2 separate regions of the Homo sapiens genome follow, and region 2 is linked to region 1. A link is a contact called in ENCODE Hi-C or POLR2A ChIA-PET data. All regions are on one chromosome and are shown on one strand. The core of a region is the stretch at or near the end of the contact, and the rest is flanking DNA. Distances in the headings are between cores, read along the strand shown.

What was found. Hi-C counts contacts between places; a loop is a spot of excess contacts on that map. ChIA-PET counts read pairs that join two places held with the same protein, here RNA polymerase II (POLR2A). Pooled maps may share reads with other maps.
Region 2: a map of Ramos shows a loop between it and region 1 (2.2-fold over the local background). The contact joins two enhancer-like sites. A Hi-C loop is called at or near these places in 8 of 168 maps with a recorded cell type or tissue (B cell, GM12878, GM13976 and 3 more), 32 of 37 single-sample maps with no recorded cell type and 9 of 50 pooled maps. POLR2A ChIA-PET finds 5 or more read pairs at or near these places in 2 of 52 experiments (GM12878 and OCI-LY7).

What each region holds. Positions count from the first base shown.
Region 1 is chr2:213,222,102-213,229,500 of GRCh38, forward strand. No RefSeq gene overlaps it. Among named protein-coding and RNA genes, the nearest start is that of LINC01953, 58 kb to the left of the region's middle. Within about 2 kb of position 5,495, at least 3 of the 41 ENCODE cell types and tissues checked have a DNase peak (open chromatin) inside an H3K27ac peak, as active enhancers do; they include B cell, GM12878 and OCI-LY7, where a contact is called at or near this core.
Region 2 is chr2:213,035,116-213,042,405 of GRCh38, forward strand. All of the region lies in intron 6 of IKZF2 (IKAROS family zinc finger 2), which reads right to left. Among named protein-coding and RNA genes, the nearest start is that of MIR4776-2, 110 kb to the left of the region's middle. RefSeq lists an enhancer at 2,768-3,037. Within about 2 kb of position 2,701, at least 6 of the 41 ENCODE cell types and tissues checked have a DNase peak (open chromatin) inside an H3K27ac peak, as active enhancers do; they include B cell, GM12878 and OCI-LY7, where a contact is called at or near this core.

The DNA.
Region 1 (7,399 bases), core at 4,245-6,744:
TTCTTCCCAGAAAGCAATGGGAAGAATAAAGGGAAGATCAGTCATCCTGTTCTATCTTCTTAAATTTGAGCTTTCTCCACTGACATGTCTCAGATGTGCTTGGGAGGAAAATCAACTCATTTTGGACATCCAGATTCATTCAGGAAATTGGCAATATATATCTGGACTACAGGAAAGAGGTCAGAGCCAGAGATATATTAAATTAAAACAAGCTGGGTTGTAAACTCATAGTGTATGAGAGTTATGCTGATTTACTTTTCTATGAACTACTTGCCCATCCTCACCTAATTTTAAAATTCAGTACAGCTGTGATTTTCATCAAATGTTTATGATCCTATTATAGGATATATTTTTAGCCTTAATAAAAGGAAGTTGATAAAGCTTCATTATCTGTCGTTTCAGAGGAAGAGTAAAAAATCCAACATCTACCAAGTAAGTCTATAATATGTCATCGTAAATCTTCTATTTCCCAAGCCTTTGTCTCTCTCTGACATCAAAGATAAATGACTATTACTAGAATTAATATCTCTTAAATATATCATGATTCTTCAACATTATTACCAAAAGGCTGTTATGAAAACTTCACTAAAATAGAATTTGATTTTCTTTCTATGAACTGTAAGGGTGACTGATTTTTTAGTACTTGTAGTGGAAATGTCTCCCATATTAACTCAGCAGGTTTTCTTAGAATAATAAAATTATTTTATATGTGAGAAAGGAAATTGTAAAATACAGTGGCAAAATTATTCTAGTTTTTTAATCTTCGGAAAGTATGATCATTTAAATCACTTTGATAGAAGAGTTAGTGTCACTTCCAGGCTCTGGATCTTGCTTTAAAATAACATGAGCTTGGGAGCAAAATAATACAACTTATTTGACCTAGGGAGAGCTCTTAAGAAACTTCCTCGAGATCTTTGAAGTACTCCTATTTCTTGTACCAGAGGCAAAAGATAAGTTTAGTTTAAGTTTCTTTGTACTATTGTGAATTACAAACATCATTTCTCTAGAAATGTGTGTGCATGTGAAAGCTCCTATAATAGTTGCTATGGAACTAATTTCTGACATTAACATCATTAAGGCTTATTTTGGATTGGAAGGAAATGCATCTGTAAGACCTCGAAAACTGCTTCCATAATTTGGAGTTGAGGAAGACAAAAATTGGAGAGTGGCAAAAAATGAAAGAAAATATTTGCAAGGGTCAGTTACCCATGACGATTTTACATGTTTTAGTGATGATAGTATCAGAAAAGCAAATATTTTATAGGATTGTTTCCTATGTCAGCATCAATTAAAAGATCTTTCAACTTCCGGAATTATGATGTTTTCATTTTATTTTTTATTCTATTTTATTTTTGAGACAGTCTCTCTCTGTCGCCTAGGCTGGAGTGCGGTATTGCCATCTCAGCTCACTGCAAGCTCCGCCTCCCAGGTTCACGCCATTCTCCTGCCTCAGCCTCCCGAGTAGCTAGGACTACAGACGCCCACCACCACGTCCGGCTAATTTTTTTTTTTTTTTTTTTTTTTTTTTTTTTGTATTTTTAGTGGAGACGGGGTTTCATCGTGTTAGCCAGGATGATCTCAATCTCCTGACCTCGTGATCTGCCTGCCTCGGCCTCCCAAAGATTATATAGCAGTTTGGTTACATAGCCAGAGCCAAACAATACTGACCCACTTTAAATTTTAGAAATTATCTTATTTATTTTCGGGTGTGCTCTAGTGTAGGCAAAACTGTAATATAATTTAAAAATGTACATTTATCCTATGTGCCTGAGGCAGTTGGGGTTTTTATGCTTTCTCTACTCTTTCTCACTATCAACAGCTTATCTCTGACAATGAGGACATCAATTTACACTAAGATGAGAGTCATTGGCTATGGAGAAGCTAATATTCAAATGTAAAGTCATGCAAACTGTCTACCAATCCTTTCCTTGACTTGATTTTTTTGTTTCTCTCCTTATATTTCCTTTTGTTCTGATCTTCCTACTTAACTTTTTAACCTAATCTTTTTCCTTTTATTTTAGAAGCTGTCCCAAATTTATTTTCAGATGAAATTGAGGTATGAATAGACACATAAAACTAATACAAATGATCAATTAAGACTGTGCAACAATTAGCATCATGTCATTTTCATAGATAAGAATGCTGTAGAACAGGGAGGATAAGTGACTTTCCTCAATTTATTAGCACTTTTTTAAGTTACAATTTAGGCCCTAGAGCTCAAGCACTTCTAGTTTGGAAATATTATTCTCAGTGGAACTCCCGACTTTTCTGAGGATGGCTGTGAAGCCAGGTTGCTTGTTGTGACCAGAACACTAAATGTGTTAATCCTGTATTTGAAAAAGTAAACTATTCACTTTTTGAAACATAACCCTTCCCAATTTTGTAATCATAGGTCTTAAATGTAGGTGAGTCGCTTTAGTCAGCTACCAGTCTCTTACTTACAAAGGATAAGCCTTTAGTGGAACAGGAGGAGGAGGTGAATCCTACATATCATGTGACCTACAAGGAGGAGAAGCTTGGTAGAGAGGTTGACTACTATTACAAAACACACACACACACACAGACACACACACACACAGAGAATAAAAGCTGAAAAGAAATGCGCTCCTTTGTGTTGAGATCATTACTTCTCCATTATATCATTGTCACACCACCCCACAAGCCCTTGTCTGCAAACTTGTATTCTCATAAATGAAGTATATAATGTTCAATGAAATTCAGTTTCCACATTACCTTTGAATTTTATTTTTAATATGAAGATCAGATGTATGAAAGGATATGAGTTTGGTTATAATTAAAGCTAAATCACATTTGAAACTTCTGAGTTTTTCCACAATTTTTAATTTTCTCAGACTTCCTGCATATCCAGTTTGACCTATTCATGCAGATTTTTATCATCAAATTGTAAATTTTGAAAACTTTTTCTTCATAATGCTCCACTATTTTTTAAATAATGCTTATGTTTAAAACCAGAATAGTTTTATAACATGTGTCAGTAAATAACATTTATGGCAAAATAATGAAATAAACAACCATAGGTAACTGCTATATACTTATCAAATCCAGTGTTACTAGGATGAGAGAAGCAACCCGTTAAATCTCTGAGGAGGGAGAAAGAAAACAGAGAAAATGTCGCTGTATGTTTCTCCACTGAATGTATATTTCTCTGAGATTACTTTTATAACTTGTATACTATTTTTATTATTTTGACACTTAATTAGTGTCACTAATTAAGACATTTCATGTTCTTGTCATTATAATTTCTGGTCAATTTTTTTATATTTGACGTTTTAGAATTTTTTTTGATCAGAAATACTATGAAATTTTTGTGTACGTGGCTATCACATGTGTCTTCCAAAATATGTGTTGCCTAATTAAAGTAGAAGTTTTTACATAACAATATCTAGTTTTCTACACATTAATTGAAATAACTATAACCTTCTTAACTAAAAATACAAAGTGATAAAAGGGTGTATTTTAAGTTTACTACATATTAAATTGGGGAAAAAGATGTTAAATAATCATGAAGTTAATATAAATACATTTAAAAAGGAGTATATTTTTCACTGTTGATAACTTACTGAAAGTATTACTATGGAAAAAATAATATATAAACTAGCTGCTTTAACTGTAAGCAGATCATTTAACATACCAAAGCATCATTTTCTAAAAGGTAAAAGCGGGTGTCGAATTAGATGAATTCCAAAATCTCTTCCAACTTTAACCTTATAAATAACCCTTCTTTTAATGTTCTCACTTAAAAACTATCTAAGATAAGTAATGGAACTATCAGGGTATGCTCCTCTCTGTATTTGTCAAAATTTCATATACTTTTGAGGGAAGTAAATTAGATTCATCTGGTCAGATCGTCTGTTTTACTTGTATTACCTAGGGGCCAGAGTAGTTGAAAAACATGATTAATAAACAAAATGAAACTGAGGTTGTGACATAAGGAAGTTCACGTGACACGAGAGGGCATGAAGGAGGAAATTCACTACTAGAATACACTATGATAGGATATGATGATCCTGGGTTCAAAAGAAACAGAACTATTATTAAGAAAGGTATGGTAGAGCAGTACGGTGAAGATATATTCCTTCAGGAAAATCTATAGAATTGTGGAGGGTATGTGTGTGAGGCTAAAAAGAGATTAGAAACAAAATTAGGCAGTATCTCCCAGTGGTTACCAGGCTGAACTTTGAAGTTGATTGCCTGGGCTCCTATCTTGAATATGTCACTTATAGCTGTGGAACCCTGGACAACTTATTTAATCTCTTTGTCCTTCAAATTCCGTATATGTAGAATGTGGGTGATGATAATACCTACCACATAGGGTTATTGTGAGGATTAAATAAGATTAAACGCAAATCTCCAGGCATAAAGAAGGTGCTCAATAAAAATTAATTATTATTATCACTGTAGAAGAGTATTAGAGAGAACTTGACCAAAGAAAGTGAATAGATAATATTCACCTGGTGCAAATGACAAGTTGGACTTTAAGTGCACATTTAACTGAAAATCTAATTTCTTGAAAGCTGAGCATTTGATAAGGTCTTGTTTTATCTCACTGATAGTTTTCATCCAGTAAAAGGTGAAGAAAGCTATTAGGGAAATTGGTACTGTTGGCCTATACATTTTCATATCGTCTGGAAGAAACACAATACAGGGCAATGTACTGAACGAAACCAGTGTAACTCCCCAGGAAACAGCTGACAAGATCAGATTTTAAATTGGTGAGACACAAGAAGAAAGGCTACCTACTTAAATATTACAATGATACTGACTGTCAGGATAATGTCAAAGGTACTAAAGTCTAAAATGAACTGTGATGTATGAAAAATGTTAAGGTGAACAAAAATGGAAAAATATGTAAAGGAGTTTCCGGGGAAGCGGAATTAGTGTATGTGGTGTATATTCTTTGGCAAAAGCTACTACTAATGAGGAAAGCTTGAAGCCTGCTGGGGAAGGAGATGATCAAACCCAGCTGCTATTTAGTAGAAAAGGGATAAAGACCCTAAACTTCTTCCACATTAGATTTAAAGTTGTGGCAATTGCTGGGATTAGCATTGTCCTATGTCTTTTAACATACAAAGGCAATTTCTCTCTAAGATAAAGTTACCATAAACGTAGGAAGAAATGGGGCTGTTGGGCTGACTCCTACACCAGGTCATGTTGGTGAATGAGAATCACGATTCTGAATTAATGAGGCAATATAATCCATGAAGGATACAGAATAGATGCTGTCCCTATTAACCAGGGAACAGGTTATGTGAGGCAGTCTAGTAAGTTCAAACACTGCAACCCAAGTAACATGAGAAAAGGGCATGACAGTCAAGGTTTAAGAAAACTATAATGGGCAGAAATGGTATTTACCATTGGCAGCCCTGGGAAAGTTCAGCAGACAAGGAAAACTTACCCTAGTGCTAACCATATGGAAGCAAATGAAGTATGTTTTCTACTAGCTAGGTTTCACATAAACACCAGGCCTTTGCAGTTGGTGACCACACCAGGATCATGGTCTCATGCAAGAGTGCACTTGCCATCAGGAAGTGATTATGACTCCTCCAACCTCAAGGGAGCAGGTGTGGGTCCTGGCTTGAGTGTTGAGAAACTAAAATCAATTCTTCTTGAGTATAAAAAAGCATTTGGGAGGGAATCCAGCACTGGAGAAGAGCAGAGGAAATGACCTTACTTTTATTGAGATAGATGTAGCCTGGAGCATGTCCCTCTCTAACTATGTTTAAAGGACCATTTTTCCCCAACTTCATCATGGGCAGATACCTTTGTAAAATAATAATAATGAATTATTTGAAAAATAAACAGCAAATCTAGACATACAATATAAAGCCCTAATTATAAACTATACCAATTGTTCACTGAAAGTATGTGCACTGGTGATTAATATAGACTCTACCTATACATTGAGAGCACTGAACAATGTCTTCACTGGTACTCCCCAAACTTAGGACATATGATACATATTGAAAATAACAATGTATAAGATATCGCGGTGGAGTAAAGGGATTAGACTACTTAGGCCACCATAAGCTCCTCCTGGCTGTCCCAGGGATGAGACATACTTTTAAGTTTGAGGGGAAAAAATTAGGCTAAGGCCTTGTGTTTATGTAAAGAACACAGTGTAAGAAATCTTTTCTAGCTCTCTCTGTGTGTGTGTGTGTGTGTGTGTCTGCACATGCATGCATGCTTCATAAGAAAGAGTACTTAATTATAATTTTTTTTTTTTTTTTTTGCTCTGTCACCCAGGCTGGAGTGCAGTGGTATGATCTCGGCTCACTGCAACTTTAACCTCTCAGGTTCAAGTGATAATTACAATCTTTATTCAGATAAAGTCTTACTCTCTATGATCAACAAACTGCAGATAAGATTGGAAGTCTTGAAACAAATCTTTTTCTACATAATATAGGTGGCTGGAAATTTGGATTAAGTTGCAGCACTCTTTCATGGAGAACCTGTACGATAATCCTGGTGAGGATGCCCCCATACAATCCAAACAGGAGCCTGACTTGTAATGTCGACATTCTTGCACCGTGTTAAAATGCACACACTATTCTTAATATATTACCCTTCAAGTCAGAAAGAATTAACACTAAATTTTATTTGTGCAAGATTTTCATTTTACATTTAATTTAATGAGCAGTATCACATTTTATGGTCACTGTTTTTCAATTTTTAATACTCAAAAGACATTGGTAATGTGCTGACTTGACATAAGGAGCACATAGCAGCAAATGGTGGGATCAGGTGTGGAACTCTGGAATGCTATAATCCCAAAGCAAAGGTCCTGTCAGGTAATAAGAAATCAGATCACCCTGCATCCTCTTTCATGACTCAGCCTAGATGATGCCTATCCATATCACAAAAGAACTCAAGGATTTAAAATGCTGGGAATGGGGAGTGATAAAGCAAGTCTTAGATGACTTCTGTGAAGCAGAGTTATGGGAATAAAATAATCAAATATATAGCATAGTGAGAAGCACTATAGTAAAATGCATAAGTGAGCACTATATGGCCTAGATATCTGGATCTGAGTCCTGGCTTCACAACCCGTTATCTGTCATTTGTTAAATGATAAAGTTATATAACCTCTTTATGCATCTACTTCGTATCTCTGATGATAGTGTCTTTCCTCATAGCAAGATTTGGAGAATTAAAAGAAATAATACACTTACAGCCTGGATAATAGTAAGTGGTATTTTTAAATGGTAGGTATTTTAACAACTCCAAACCAACTTAGGTCTAAATAAAATGTGCAGAAAATCTCTGTTTTTACTACCGCAAATATTAATATCCTATTTGGGGAAATGTGATTGCCCAGAGACAGTTTTGTGATTGGCTGTCTGCTGTTATTGATAACAAAGAGATTATCAGAATCAGTAGT
Region 2 (7,290 bases), core at 1,451-3,950, 190 kb before region 1:
GTGTGAAGCCTAGGTTACGTTAAATTAGGAAATAGTTGTACCTAACTCACAGCATTTCTGTGAGTATATATTTTTTTTAATCCATATGGAAAACTCAAGGTACTTAACACACAATAAATGATCAATAAGTGGAAAATCTTTTTTTTTCCCTGTAGCAGTCAACATCTTCTAACATATTATATGATTTTTTAACTGATTCTTGCCCGTCTCCCCTTATTAAAATGTAAGCTCCACAAAGACAGTCTTGCAGTCCACAATCTCACAGAGCTTACATTCGAGTGAGGTGGGATGGCACAGACAACATGTGTATAAACTAAACACCAACATAACCACAGATTCTGATTCAAGCTTTTTATTAAGATAGAGATAGCAAAATAGAACTAAGGGGATGCTTCTGGTAGGTTGCTTATGGATGCCACTATTTTCAAAGAGATGACATTTAAACTAACATCTGAAAGATAATAAGGCAACTATGCCAAGATCTTGGGAAAACGCTGAAGGTGTTGACTTCTAGGATCATCCATTAGTTCAAAAACAGTAGGAAAGAATAAAGAAACCTCGGGTTGCAAAGAACCCAGAGTGAGGCGTAAAGTAGTAGAAGATCAGACAGTAGAAGTGGGCAGAACCACCAATGGCCATGATTAGTAGTTTGATTTTATTATAAAAGCAATGGAAAACCATTAAAATATTTTAAGAAGAGGAGTGACATGGTTTAAATCAGATTTTAAAGTAACATTCTGGTTGCTATCTGGAGAATAGATTGGGAAGCAGGAGTATAGTGGCTGAGAGCAGAGACCCTAGATTCAGACAGACCAGAGCTTATATCTCAGCTTTCATGAGTATATTGGAAGTTGGATAAAATGTAAACATATAGTTATCAAGGTATGATTTTTTTTGCTATATCAGATCATAATTTTTAAAGTACTCTCACAAATATAATTTATACTATTGTTAGATTTATTTTGTTCTAAGCTGCTATATGTCTTCAAGCCTCATGATAGATTTTTGTTTATAAGAGCATGATACAATTCTTGTTTTATTGTGCTGTGGGTGTGTATGTGTGTGTTTGAAATCTAATCCAATAATACATTGTTGCCAAACCATGGAAAATAAAAGAAAAATAAGGTGAAAGTATAATCTGTATAAGCTGAGGAGGCATACATGTAATATGTAAAATGACTGCGTGAGGACATTAGGTAACATCTCTTTCTTTAAACTTGACTCTACTTATCTGCAAAATAAGGCCCTTAACATAATGCTTGTCACAAAATAAGAACTTATTAAATATACCCATAATTTTTAATTTTTGTAATAGACTAATACTTATCATGTACTAGGAAACATACTCAACCACCATTGACCTCCATGAATCTTTAAAACCTTTCTAGTTAATATAAGAATATTCAAATAAAATAATCTGTCCATTAATTCATTCAATCAATATGGTATATAAGGGATGAAGATGCAAAATCTCTTCTTTGAGATGCTGGATCTAGGACCTTTTATTCTTATCCAGTTGCTTATAATCATTATCATCATATTTCTATACAATTTAAAAGGACTCCACTCTGATAGATTTCTGATACCTTACATAAAACTTTAATTATATTCTAAATATATTTTACATGCTTATGATGAATGATACTTGGTTTTTATCTTTCTTATTTGTCTGATTTTCTACCATTTGAGAGTTTTCTTACAGTATTTGGCAAGATAGTATAGGCTGTGGATGAACAGGTTTCTTTGACTCACATACACAGATCAAGTAGGAAAAATTGAAAGAAATGGTAAAGGTTAGGTTAGAAAAAAACATCCAAACAAAACACACCACACACACACACACACAAGTCCCAGTGTGTCATGCCCTTCTGGATACTAGGTGAGTAATAAAGTTTGCGTGCAGCCTCTCCACTTCTGTTGTGGAGTTCCAAACATGCCAGGCCTGCAGACTCATGGTGTGGAAGGGAAAATGTGAAATGGCCAAAGTTAAGACTGTCCACACTAAATCCATGCAGGGTACAAAACTGTGGTAGCAAGCTTTGGAATGAGGACAGTGTAGATTATTCAGAACAATGAGAAAGCAGCTAAGAATCTTGTCCATTTCTTTAGAACTCCTGATAATAAAGGAGGAAGGAAAGCTTCCTACAATAAATTGATCTTCTAAATGACTTGCACCAAAGTGAAAAGAGCTGCATAGAATTATAAAAGAAAGGCTTATTAATTCCTTCTAGAAATAGGGTCTGAAAGAAGCATGACTACTACAATTCATAAAAGATGTGATTGTATATGCTATTAAAAGTTTTACTTTCTTTTATTAGAAACAATAACGAAGAGTAGATACATAATGGTTATTGGTCTGGGGTAGGGGGAAAGAGGCGTTCTACCTGGTGGAAATCAAATGGGCTGTCTTACAGCCGGCCTGACTGAAAGTGGCTTTTACCTTCTAGGTAAATTTCAATGAGTAGGACCTCAAGTGTGTGTTTTAAGAGTCAAGAATGAAAATATTAATCCCATCTCCTTTCTTCAGTGTTTATTGCAAAGCATACAGTGAGGCACCAAAGGCATCAGTATCAGAATTTGATGGATGAAATCAGCACAGCACAGTTATGCAAATCATGTGTGCAACTGACACTGCTTGTGTAATTATCAGTATAATCCACCTCTATCAGCCACCTCCAGGAAGGAAAGGAGGGGCTAAGGGTAGGGAAAGTTCACACTTGGGAGATCACCCAGAAAGTGGGCCAGGTGCCAGGTCTACAATCAGTTTAAAATAGTTCCTTCTCATGAGAAGCCTGCAAGACAAATTATACTACATTTAATGCACCATCACTATTATGAATGAGCTGCACTGGATTCAATTTCTAAACCAGCATAATTTAATTCAATGTTTCTATCCTTAAAAAAAAAAAAAAAGTCATGGTGGTCTGTTTTGTTTTGTTTTCTTTTCTTTTCTTTTCTTTTTTGAGACAGAGTCTCACTCTGTCACCCAGGCTGGAGTGCAGTGGCAGGATCTCTGTTCACTACAAGCTCCGCCTCCCAGATGCACGCCGTTCTCCTGCCTCAGCCTCCCGTAGCTGGAACTACAGGGGCCTGCCACCACGCCCAGCTAATTTTTTTGTATTTTGAGTAGAGACGGGGTTTCACCGTGTTAGCCAGGATGGTCTCGATCTCCTGGCCTCGTGATCTGCCCGTCTCGGCCTCCCAAAGTGCTGAGACTACAGGCGTGAGCCACCGTGTCCAGCTGGTCTGGTTTTAAAATAATGTAAATAGGAAAACAACCGATTATCATAATCTTCTGGCCAAGTACCTAATTTTCAGAAATTTTTGTCCTCAATCATTCCACAAAACTATCACTACTATTAATATCCAAAGGTGTATAACTTGCAGCTATCCCATCTTATACAAAACATTTTGCATGATACATACACTGAAGAAGTTATTTATGTACTTTTTTTCTGGAAGTCATTACAAAAAAAAAAAGTGAAGTAATATGGAAGCAAATGGATGAAGGATTGAGGGAAAAAGAATTATAAGAAAGACAAGAAAGAGCAGACCACAACACTCAAAAGAAGAAGGGAAGATAATTTAAATAAAACAAAATAGAAACTGGTGTATTATAAAAGAGAGTAAGTGATGACAAATGCTACAGTACATTAGAAAATACTTTAGCTTATGAAATCACTGATCAGTTGTCAATTTAAAGAAACGATGTGATTGTGATAATAAATTCCTTAGTAAGAGACAACAATGCGTTTGAGGGTACACTACTCTCATGACAAATTAAGAGACTATTTCTATGAGATTTAAAACTAGAGCAACTAACATTATGTTGTTTCTTTAAACAATATGGTCAAAGATGAGCTCCATCTTGATCCAAGCCACATGGTAATTTTTTTTTTTTATTTTTAAGAAATTTGAAGATATGAAGAAGACCATCTTGTCTTACCAGTTTCTCTGAGGGCATGTAGCATATACCTTAAAAATGCATGTTAGTTTGAAATTCTATTAAAGATAAATGTGGAAATATATTTAAACATAGGATGAGTCATAATACTTTACAGGAATTTTCTCATAATAGGTGAAGGCATAACTGAACAAAATATAAACTAGGCTATTTAATTGGGATTTTTAAAAGTCAATATTAGGAACTAGTATAAGCATTCAATATTTCTGAGCTATTTTTGTGGATAAAATATAGTCCTTGGAACTATAGGGACTTGAAAAATAAAGATAGTCCATATATATATATATACTAAAAATGTTTTTTAGTTGGGAGGAAGTTGTTGTTTTAACAGATGGGGATTTATATGGTACATCTGGTCCAGTTCCTTTTTATGGAACAGAATAGCTTTAAACTGACAATTAGACATAAACAACAAACTTCATAAGCTGAAAATTGTCAAACACTGAGTAGGTCACAAAGTAGTGTTGTAAAAATCAACATTCCTAAAGTGTTTGGAAGTAAGATAGATACATGTTCAGAATAGTTTAGGCATATCAACCCTAAGTCAAAAGAACTTTGACATTGTAAGGTTCCTCAAATCTCTCTTACTCCAAAGTTATGTGATACAGATAACTAATTTTACAAAGTAGTTATTTTTAAGTGATATACACAAATAAATAATTATATCATATGCTCAATGCTGGTTCAATTGAAAGCTGAGGTTTTACTTAGAATTTAATAGCATTATTGAAAATATGAAATAATTATTTTCTTAAAATGAGGATGAACAAAAATATTAGAAAACAATTCCTTTACTTATTTTCTTACTTAAGGACATTTTACTTATAAATCTTTGAAAAATAACTTAGTTTTAGAACAAGTATCTTAAATATATGGTTCTCTTAATAAGTATTTGGCTTTTTTAGATTTATAAGAGACAATGAATAAATGTCTTTGGGAAATTAAGATTTTTAATTTTCAAATGTATTTGGATGATTCCGTTTTTGAGCAATACATAATTTTCATAGTAATCTGAACCAGTATAATTCTTAGCCAAAATTGAATTTTTCATCTGGTAGAAAAATATTTTGAGACTCTATGAGATGCATTCTGTTTTTTTAACTTTTATTTTAAGTTCAGAGGTACATGTGCAGGTTTGTTATATAGGTAAACTTGTGTCATGGGTTTTTTTTTTTTTTTGGTATAAATTATTTTGTCATCCAGGTATTAAGGCTAGCACCATTAGTTATTTTCTCCTGATTCTCTCCTTCGTCCCACCCTCTACTCTCCAATAGGCCCCAGTATGTGTTGTTCCCCTCTATGGAGACACATTCTTACTCATCATTTTTCTCTTTATAATTTATAAAAAGAAATGTTTAACACACATATATGTTTCTCATATATTAAAATTATACACTCTTCTGTTTTAAACCTTTAATTTGGGTACAGCATAAGAGTATATACAAAATATACCTGAAATGCTAATTAGAAAAAACATGTAATTCTATTTCCTCCTAGAATTTTTAAAATAACAAGTATGCTAAATATTATTTTGACTAATAGGGGTCCAGGGCTTAATTTAAACACTATCCCCTCAGAGTATTAGGTATAATAAAGAAAGTAAAAGGTGTAATATATATAATGTACAAAATATAGTAATCAAATTTATAAGAATGAAAGAACTATAATCACCTATAAAACTGAAAAATCTGAGACAAAACTAATAAAAATCATTTTTGTAGCAGAAGCATTGATTCATCATTAAATAGTCACTTAAGGGTGGGCGCAGTGGCTCACGCCTGTAATCCCAGCACTTTGGGAGGCTGAGGCAGGCGAATCACCTGAGGTCAGGAGTTCAAGACCAGCCTGGCCAACACGGTGAAACCCCGTCTCTACTAAAAATACAAAAATTAGTTGGGCGTGGTGGTGCACGCCTGTAATTCCAGCTACTTGGGAGGCTGAGGCGGGGGAACCACTTAAACCCAGGAGGCGGAGGTTGCAGTGAGCCGAGATCACGCCACTGCACTCCAGCCTGGGCCACAGAGTGAGACCCTGTCTCAGAAAAAAAAAAAAGTCACTTAAATACTATGTTAAAAGTTCACATGAAGCAAAGTAGATGATTTGTATAGTAAATCTCAAGATTACTGAATAGCAAGAGTTTCAAGTATAGACTAATACCTTTTATTTTCCTATAACTTTATGTAATGTATCTCTGGGACATGTTTTTAAAAGTGCAGTTCACTTTCTCAGTGGGCTAATAACTTGACTGTAATCTTTTTTTGGGGGGGGTGGGAGGATGGAGTTTCGCTCTGTCACCCAGGCTGGTGTCCGCCTCCCGGGATCAAGCAATCCTCCTGCCTCAGCCTCCCGAGTAGCTGGGACTACAGGCGTGTGCTATCACGCCCAGATAATTTTTTGTATTTTTAGTAGAAACACGGTTTCACCATGTTAACCAGAATGGTCTCGATCTCCTGACCTCATGATCCGCCCACCTCGGCCTCCCAAAGTGTTAGGATTACAGGTGTGAGCCACCGTGCCCGGCCACAACTTGACTGTAATCTTTAGCTGATCTTTGTTCATAAAACATTTCAATTATTTATTTGTCTCCCCTTTCCCTCTTCTCCTTCCCCTTCTTAAAATGTCATTTACATTTCACATAAAAAAAGTTATTATTTTTTTCTTTCTTAGACACTTCAAGGCTATCAGATGTAGGATATCAGACATTAGTAGACAAGAAATATTGGCACTGTGAAGACTCAATATAAACCTTAAGATGTTAATTCGGTTTCATGAAAACTTATTTTAAAATAAACTAGGGCAAAATACTAAAACAAACAAACAAACAAACAAAAAGAAGTAATTTGGAGGGAGTGGAGACTACTCTTTAAGGTGTGGTAGTAGTGACTGATTAGCAAAATCCAGGGAGAAAAGATAACACATTGTAGTTCGCATCATATAATAGCAGCACCAGGAGATTTAAAGAGTAAATTAAGTGACTTGACAACGTCCCATAGCTAATTTGCAGCAAGGCCACCCTAAAACCCACATGCCTTGATCTCCTGACTTCTAGACAGCACATTTTTTTTTTCAATCATTAGGAGTTACTTCAGTAGAGTTAAAGCTTTATAGAATAAACATACGAGCTGTGTCATTTATCACTTAGCAGGGTGTGATGAGCACAAATTGTGGAGTTTGCTGCCTTAGTTTAAATCCAGGGTCTGCCTGTGTGACTTCTTTTCTGCCTCAGTGTACAATAGGAATAACCAAAGTGAGAGGTTCTCATAATGAACCTGCCTCTCCATTCTCTTTGTAAAACATACTAATGGATAACCAAAAACACTGAATTC